Linked DNA regions of Mus musculus: all the other regions are linked to region 1. Evidence: chromatin loops called from intact Hi-C (ENCODE). Cell type or tissue: gastrocnemius. All regions are shown on one strand.

Region 1 (2,500 bases):
CAAGCCAAGCACCAGTAGTGGAAGTGCTTGGAGTCCGATGCTCTGAGGTAGCCGGAGTATTGCCGGAAAGAGGGCTGCTTGGCCAGGCCGGGGAGACAATCGATTTCATCCTGGTCCGGAGCTGCTTCGTTCCGGGACGCCCAGGACAGGAGCAGCAACAAGAGCAGTGGAGACAGCGCGGTTCCGGGCATCTGCAGGAGGAAGCATCGGTGGAGGATGTTTGTTTACCAGTCCCCCCAGATCCCTTGCGCTTCGGTGCAGCAGTTCCTGGGGAGACGATGGCGCACATCTCCGGGAGAAGCCCCCGCTCGGATCCAACTCCGGGCCACAGAGCCACCTTCGCTGCCCACCAGTTTGGGCATCTCCGTACCTCTGCTTCCTTGCGTCCTTGCTCTCCAGGAGGCGCCTTTGGACTGGAAGTCATGTGTAGCTCTGGTCACGTGAGCATCTGCATCACGTGACAGTTTGCTCATTGTTCACTTTTTTAATCTGTGGGCCTGAGGGTCGGGAGTGGTCAAAGTGCGTGGCCCTGAAGGTTATTAGTCAGGGTGCCAGAGATCAGGTGATCTTGGTGTTGACAGAAGGGTTCCCCAGGCTCCTGGGGACCCCTTACTGGTGACAAGCGAGAAAGCGGCGCTAGGACCCCCAGGCAGAGCTGGGGGAAGTTAGAGAAGGGGGAAATGCCTTACATGGTTCATCCACCCCGCCCCCGCGGTCACAATCTGAGCCCGCTGCCCAAAATAGCCCTTGGCATGAGCTGCCCTGTTGCACGGCTTGGAGATGGCTGCTCCCTCCGAACACGTAGGACTGGGTGGCCCACGGAGCCCTGCGCGCCCAGAGCCCCCTCCCACCCGCTTCCACCAAGTGCATGGAGCCAACATCCGCATGGACCCCTCAGGAACGCGAGCCACACGCGTGGAGAGTTTCGCCCACGGTGTGTGCTTCAGTCGTGAGCCCCTGGCCCCCGGCCAGGTATTTCTAGTGGAAATTGAGGAAAAAGAGCTGGGCTGGTGCGGGCACTTACGTCTTGGCCTGACCGCTCTGGATCCCGCCAGTCTGGCCGCTGTACCCGAGTTTTCACTGCCTGACTTGGTCAGCCTTGGCCACAGTTGGGTCTTCGCTATCACACGCCACCACAACCGTGTGCCCCGGGAAGGTCAACCAGAAGCGGAGGCAGCGGTCCCCAGTGGTCCCCAAGCCCTACTGGTTGAACCCTATCTGCGCATCGAGCAGTTCCGAATTCCCCGGGACCGTCTGGTGGGCCGCAGCCGGCCAGGGCTTTATAGCCACCTCTTAGATCAGCTCTATGAACAAAACGTGCTGCCTCCTACAGCGCGCCGAAGCCGCTTGGGTGTTCTCTTCTGCCCCCGTGAGGATGGGACCGCCGACATGCACATCATCATCAACGGGGAGGACATGGGCCCTAGCGCCCGGGGGCTGCCAGCTGCTCAGCCCCTCTACGCTGTGGTAGATGTGTTTGCTTCCACCAAGAGCGTGCGTCTGGTCCAGCTGGAGTATGGCTGTAGGTATCCCACCCCTGGAGTGACCTTCTGGTTCAGTGTAGGGACGGACACCTGCTAGGACCCCACAGCCAGCTAATAAGGCCTTGCAACTAGTTTTGAAGATGCACGGTCTGCCTTGGGCACCAGCTTGTGATTTTACGCACATCACACCTTGGCTGTGGGCCCGCCTGGTATATTCATCTCCCCTAGTTGACTGAGACACCCTGCAGGTTCCTTTTGGTTTGGACGATGTGGATGTGGGCTTTTAAAAAAATATTTATTGCCGGGTGTGGTGGCACACGCCTTTGATCCCAGCACTCGGGAGGCAGAGGCAGGCGGATTTCTGAGTTCGAGGCCAGCCTGGTCTACAAAGCGAGTTCCAGGACAGCCAGGGCTATACAGAGAAACCCTGTCTCAGAAAAAAAAAATATTTATTTTATGTATAGGAATACATTGTTGCTGTCTTGAGACACATCAGAAGAGGGCACTAGATCCCATTACAAATGGTTGTAACCACGTGGTTGCTGGGAGTTGAACTCAGAACCTCTAGAAGAGCAGTCAGTGCTCTTAACAGTGAGCCATCACTCTAGCCCAAGTCTGTGGTTTTTAAATTTTGTCCTGGAAACCAAGTCAGGTTCTCATGCACGCCCCAGCCCGGAAGACAGGGATTCTAAAACTGATTTTAGGCCAGAGACTTGTTGAGAATTTTGTGCGTTTATTTATTTTTGGTTTTCTGAGACTAATTTACTCTGGAGACAAGGCTGCTCTGGATTTCAGTAAGTAGCCCAGGTAGGCTCCGGATGGACTTTTTACAGTCTTTTCTGCCTCAGCCTGTGGGGATGGTTGGGATTAGCCATGAGCCGCCACCTTTAACCACATTCAGCTATGTGTTGTGTGTTTTCCTTAGAAAAATGTTCTGAGATTTGGACATGTGGGTTTGGAGCTGTCACAAACTCCAGGTTGAGAAATTCTTTCTTTTTGTTTTGTTTTGTTTGTTT
Region 2 (2,500 bases), 65 kb before region 1:
TGTGAGTACTGCCACTTCAGCACTCGCCACAAGAAGAACCTGCGCCTCCACGTAAGATGCCGCCATGCCAACAGCTTTGAGGAGTGGGGACGGCGCCACCCTGAGGAGCCCCCGTCCCGCCGCCGCCCCTTCTTCTCTCTACAACAGATAGAAGAGCTGAAGCAGCAACACAGCACGGCCCCTGGCCCTCCCCTCAGCTCACCAGGACCCGAGGTAGGCTGGGACACGGTACACGCGGTGGTAACAGGTGGTGGACACCAGCCTGGTTAGAAGAGGGTAGCTTTCCAGCACTTGTCTAGACAACAGACTACAGCAGTAGCTGGTTATTCTTAGATGTGAAACACTTGTAAAACTCAGTGGTCCTGAACAGCTGTGTCTCCAACTCGAGTATTTTTGCACAGTATTCAAGGAACTGACATTGGTCTTTGTGGTTGCCCTCATGGTCTGGCATAGCTGCAAGAAACATGGCCAGAGCAAAAGGAATGGCCGGGAGATGATAAGAAAGGTGCCTGCTGCCATCCACCCATGCAGTCCTCATTTAAGCCTGGAAGTCCTGCTTAGTTAAGCGGCCACCTTTTCAGAATCATGAATGACAGACTGAAAAATGTAGTCCTGTTTCAGTAGGGAGGGTATGCTGCCCTCCCTACTGAAACGAAACATACTGGTGACAGGAAAGACGGGGAAGGTGCTTGTGAGGTGGCTTGGCAAGGTAGGGTGTTGTTGCCAAGCCTGATTTGGATCCCCAGGTCCTGTATGGTGGAAGTGGAGCACTGATTCCCCAAAGTTGTTCTCTGATACCCATATGTGCACTCTGGCAGTCATATGCCTGTACACATACACATACCACATACCCACAAAATAAAATGTCTTTTAAAATTAAAGAGGAGGATGGATTGGATTTGGGGTAAGCAGACTTTGGGGTGAGCAGCTCGTGTTCTGTTGTGGGAGCAACCAGTGGCCCTGGAAAGATGACCTCACTCAGTTCATGGGCACTGGAGTTGGCAGTCTTAGGTTCAGGTTCCAGCCCTTCACTTTCTGAGCCTCACCATTCCACTGGACACTAAGCTGGTAGATACCTTTCAGAATAGTATGTGAGATAAACAAAGGACTGGGAGGAAATGACGACATCGGATGTACTTGGTAAATGCACTTCTGGCTACCCCTCTCAGACTTGACCCATTCTCCTCCTCAGGCCCCCCAAGAACCAGCACCTTTCCAGTCACCTGAGACCCCCCCACTACTCTGTCCTGATGCACTAGGTGGCACCACAATCATCTACCAGCAAGGTGAGCCTTGAAGAAGGCAGGGCTAGGGTAGGAACATGACCGGTGGCATTGGGTGCCAAGTGTCCAGCCCGTTTTCAAGCCCAGGTTCCACCCTACCCAGGAGCCGAGGAGTCCACTGCAGTGGCCACTCAGACAGCCTTGGATCTGCTGTTGAATATGAGCGCCCAACGAGAACTGGGGGCCACGGCCTTGCAGGTAAGCACCTGGGACTTCCCCGCGCTCCTCTGTTGACCATGGTGTAAAGGAACAAAGTGACTCCAACCCTGCCAGGGACAGATCAGCCTAAACTTGAAGGAACGGACTCTATAGGGCCAAGGTAGGCAGTCTTTCCCAGTGCACTCTCTAGTTTCTAGTGACCATTTGTCTTAGGCACTCTTCTGTTGCTGTGAAGAGACAACATAACCAAATCAACTCTTAGAAAAGAAAGCATTTGATTGAGAGCTTGCTTACAATGTCAGAGACTAATTCCATGCACTGAGTGGTAGCTGAGAACTATATCCTGATCTCCAGCCTTAGAGAGTCAGAAGGATGGTGATGAAGCATTCAAATATCTAAGCCTATGGGGGCCATTCTCATTCAAACCACCTCACAGTTGCTGTGCTGAGGGCCATGTGTTGCCGTGTGGCTCCTGTGCTCTCCTTGGCATGGTTTCTCAGTGTCTACCATTCCTGTGAAGCTCCTGTAGGGGCTAAAGCAGCTTCCCTCTATACACAACCTGCAGCTAGAACACTCCTAAGGCTTTGTCTAGTTCAGTAGCAAGGCCAGAGCTCTCTCGGCACCATCTCATATCCCATACATCTTCCCCAATTTGTCATTATTCTTCCATATCTGCAACCAAACCCATCTTCACAGCCAAACCCCAGATGTTCCTTTAAGAATAGACTCACTGCTCTGCCCCTGAGTGATCTGCTGTGCAGGATGTGATGCGCAGCCTGGCCACTGTGTGCAGTGTGCTCGTGTCATTCTTCAGAACGTCGTGTCCGTGTTTCTCAAGAAGGCTGGAGGCATAGTTTAGGGTCCTACTTTATAATTCTGTTACGTGCAGTACAGAGCAGGACATCTGTCCGAAGCTTTAGTCTGGATCACCTGTCTGTCACCTGCTCTTTTCTATAAGTTGCTAGGTGTTTGTTACTGCTTTGCAAAAGCATATCTTTGAATATGAAAGATGCCTATCTCTCATGTAATTATTGATAATTTCCTCTCAGTGTTCTGTG
Region 3 (2,500 bases), 78 kb before region 1:
ATGTAAGTCAAGTGAGGTTAGCCTGCCTCTCCGGAGTGCTAGATTAAAAGCATGAGCCACCACCACACTGGGCCCAAGGACTGTAGACTTCTAAAAATACCTAACACTGCCTGCGTGCGTGCATGCGCGTCTATGAGCGCGTGTGTATGCTAGGAATAGGACGCAGGGCCTCGTGTTTGCCACTGAGCTAATTCCCCAACTTCTAAACACACCTACACTGATCAGAGGACAGCTGGGTGTCTGGCCCTCCAGTCCTAGTAAGAAATACAGCTGCGAAGTGCACCGTGGCCTAAGCATTAACTCTTCTTCAAACATCCCTGACCTCTGCCATTACCCGATCCCCCAAGTCGCCTTAGTTGTGATTCCTGACCAGCCTTTCCTGTCCTCAAACCTCGGTTTTGCCATCTGTACTACGGCACAGCAAGCCCAACCCGGGAGAACCCGATCTGGCTCGAGTGGAGCTTTAAGCTACAGGTGAAAAACCAGGAAAATGACTGACGTTCCCTCCCCTCTGGACACCTCTAAACCATCCCAGGTCGCGACGGTTCTCTAAGCGACCCCTGGAGGTGTGGCTAGACGCTGGGGGCCACACCCACGAGAGCCGGGCGCCTCCGCCGCGCCTTGTCCGGCGAGTCCGGGCTGGGACCTGCGTGACGTCATGCCACTTCCCGTGTAGCCCTCCGCCACACGAAAAAGTAGTCCCCGTACCCAGCTGACCTCAGCCCTAACACCGGGCAGCATGTGACTTCTAGAGTCCTCCTGGACCCGACGACGGCTCTGAGTCCTCCGAGAGGCCTTCTGAAACCCCGCAGATCTCTCTCTCCCGGGGGGACGGCGGCGGAAGTAGTTCCGGTTCGAGGGCGGCCGATGGGTTCCTCCGCGACGGGGGTGAGAGGATGGCGACCTCGTCGATGCCGGAGTCGGAGAGCGACACAGCAGCCAGAGGCTCAGGTTAGCGGCAGCCGGAGGCGGGCTGCCCCTCCGCACACTGCCGTGCACCGGGGCCCTGCCGCGAGGCTGCCGGGTGGCGGACTCCCGGGCCGGCGGGGCTGTCCGAACAGGGCCCCGGGGTCCCAGGCCCTTTAGCCGCTCTCGCATTTGCCTGAGCGGAAACCCAGCGCCGCCACAAGATGGCGCCGGGCCTGGAGCTCAGGCAGCGCCGGGGACAGCCCCGAGACACCAGGCCCCGCGACCGTCGCTGTCAGCCCCCTCCGCAGGGGAGTCCGGGGAGGGGGAGTGAACCACTGACCCCGGGGGCCTGCGGGCTGTACCACCGGCTCCTCATCCGAGGGGACACGGGGGCCGGAGCGCCGGGCCGCTGTGTCCGCCCAGGGTCGATTCATGCCTCTGGGAGGAGCAAGGAGCCGTGATCACCCACCGGGACCACCCTTCTTCCCAAAGGGTCCTAGCCTGAGAGGCCAGGCGTCCCTATTCTTTTCTGGAAGGTTCCCTTTCCAGGAAACCCCGTCCCATCTAGTCCGATGCTCAGTCTTTGCATCTGCAGAATGGGCACACCGGTGCATCTGGGTGGGTTCTGCTTGGCCGGGCCCGAAAGGTGGACCACTTGTTGCAACCATGGTCGTATCGCCCAGCAGAGTGAAAGCCTCAAACCCCGCGCTTCGCTGTCAGTCGGTCCCCAGAACCAATGGAGGAGAACGAGGTGGAGAGCAGTAGCGACGCGGCCCCTCGGCCCGGCCAGCCTGAGGAGCCTTCTGAGAGCGGCCTGGGTGTGTGCACCTCGGAAGCTGTGTCCGCGGACAGCAGCGACGCTGCGACCGTCCCAGGATTAACGGAGGCTGACGACTCTGGCGTCGGGCAGAGCTCGGACGGTGGCAACCACTCTGTGGTATGGATCAGTGTGGATGGTGTGGGCAGGGGGACCGTCAGCAAAGCCTACTTGTAGAAAATAACTGTTTTTGAGGCAGACGCCAAGCCATGCCATGCCAAACTGCTGTGGTCGGTTTTGACAAGTCCCATGGCTAAGAGACATACTTAAACCACTTGTTTCCAGAATCTTCAGAAAGGGAAACTGAGGCAGAGCGTGCTTGCTATCGACAGAGCCAGAATTATCCATGGTCTTACCCAGAGCCCTCAGGCTCCATGAGCCCGGTTCAAATGTTGATCCATCTCAGTTATCTTAGTCTTCCCATCTGTCAAATGGAACGGGAGGGCCGGGTTCTATGGGTGCTAGGCTGTAAGGGGAAACTGAGCCATGTTTTCCTGACCCATTACTTTGTGATTTGAGCAGGTTACCCAGGTTCTAGCCCTCATCTTCTCTGTTAAGTGAAAATTAGAAACATAGTCATCTCTGGTAGCTTCATAAGTAATTTTGCGAGATGGGGATTGTATCTGGACTCCACTTGATGGAGATATGAAGTAGTGGCCCTGGGTGTGCAGTTTAGGGTTTCATTATGTCAGCAGAAGTGGGCCTACCCTGGGGGTCTAACTTATGCTATATTACAGGGTTACTGCTAGGGACAGGACAGGTGTGGTCCAGGTC

The links. A loop is a pair of places that touch in the nucleus more often than their neighbours do. Peaks named below come from ENCODE experiments on the same cell type or tissue, not always from the same donor. Only the 100,000 strongest peaks of a DNase experiment are listed, where the experiment ranks them.
Region 2: a loop joins it to region 1, with 2.1 times the contacts of the local background. A loop is called at or near these places in 9 of 42 quality-filtered maps.
Region 3: it touches region 1 in a loop (4-fold over the local background); 11 of 42 quality-filtered maps call a loop at or near these places.

What each region holds. Positions count from the first base shown.
Region 1 is chr2:164,831,721-164,834,220 of GRCm38, reverse strand. Neurl2 (neuralized E3 ubiquitin protein ligase 2) reads left to right here and starts at 625. Exons shown (of 2, transcript NM_001082974.2): 1 at 625-1,522. The coding sequence starts at 781. Ctsa (cathepsin A) reads right to left here and starts at 448. Exons shown (of 15, transcript NM_008906.4): 1 at 371-448; 2 at 13-191. The coding sequence starts at 424. In gastrocnemius, CTCF peaks have their summits at 365 and 1,358; DNase peaks (open chromatin) are centred at 444, 741, 1,372 and 1,635; H3K4me3 peaks cover 2,014 bases; H3K27ac peaks cover 1,868 bases.
Region 2 is chr2:164,896,970-164,899,469 of GRCm38, reverse strand. It overlaps Zfp335 (zinc finger protein 335), which reads left to right. Exons shown (of 28, transcript NM_199027.2): 15 at 1-213; 16 at 1,193-1,286; 17 at 1,387-1,481. Among named protein-coding and RNA genes, the nearest start is that of Gm46775, 7.1 kb to the right of the region's middle. In gastrocnemius, a CTCF peak has its summit at 1,269 (motif pointing right); no DNase peak of the experiment used is centred here.
Region 3 is chr2:164,909,968-164,912,467 of GRCm38, reverse strand. It overlaps Zfp335 (zinc finger protein 335), which reads left to right and starts at 718. Exons shown (of 28, transcript NM_199027.2): 1 at 718-951; 2 at 1,596-1,846. The coding sequence starts at 1,646. Zfp335os (zinc finger protein 335, opposite strand) reads right to left here and starts at 1,035. Exons shown (of 2, transcript NR_166490.1): 1 at 718-1,035. In gastrocnemius, CTCF peaks have their summits at 552 and 1,123 (motif pointing right); DNase peaks (open chromatin) are centred at 640, 864 and 1,180; H3K4me3 peaks cover 2,500 bases; H3K27ac peaks cover 2,500 bases.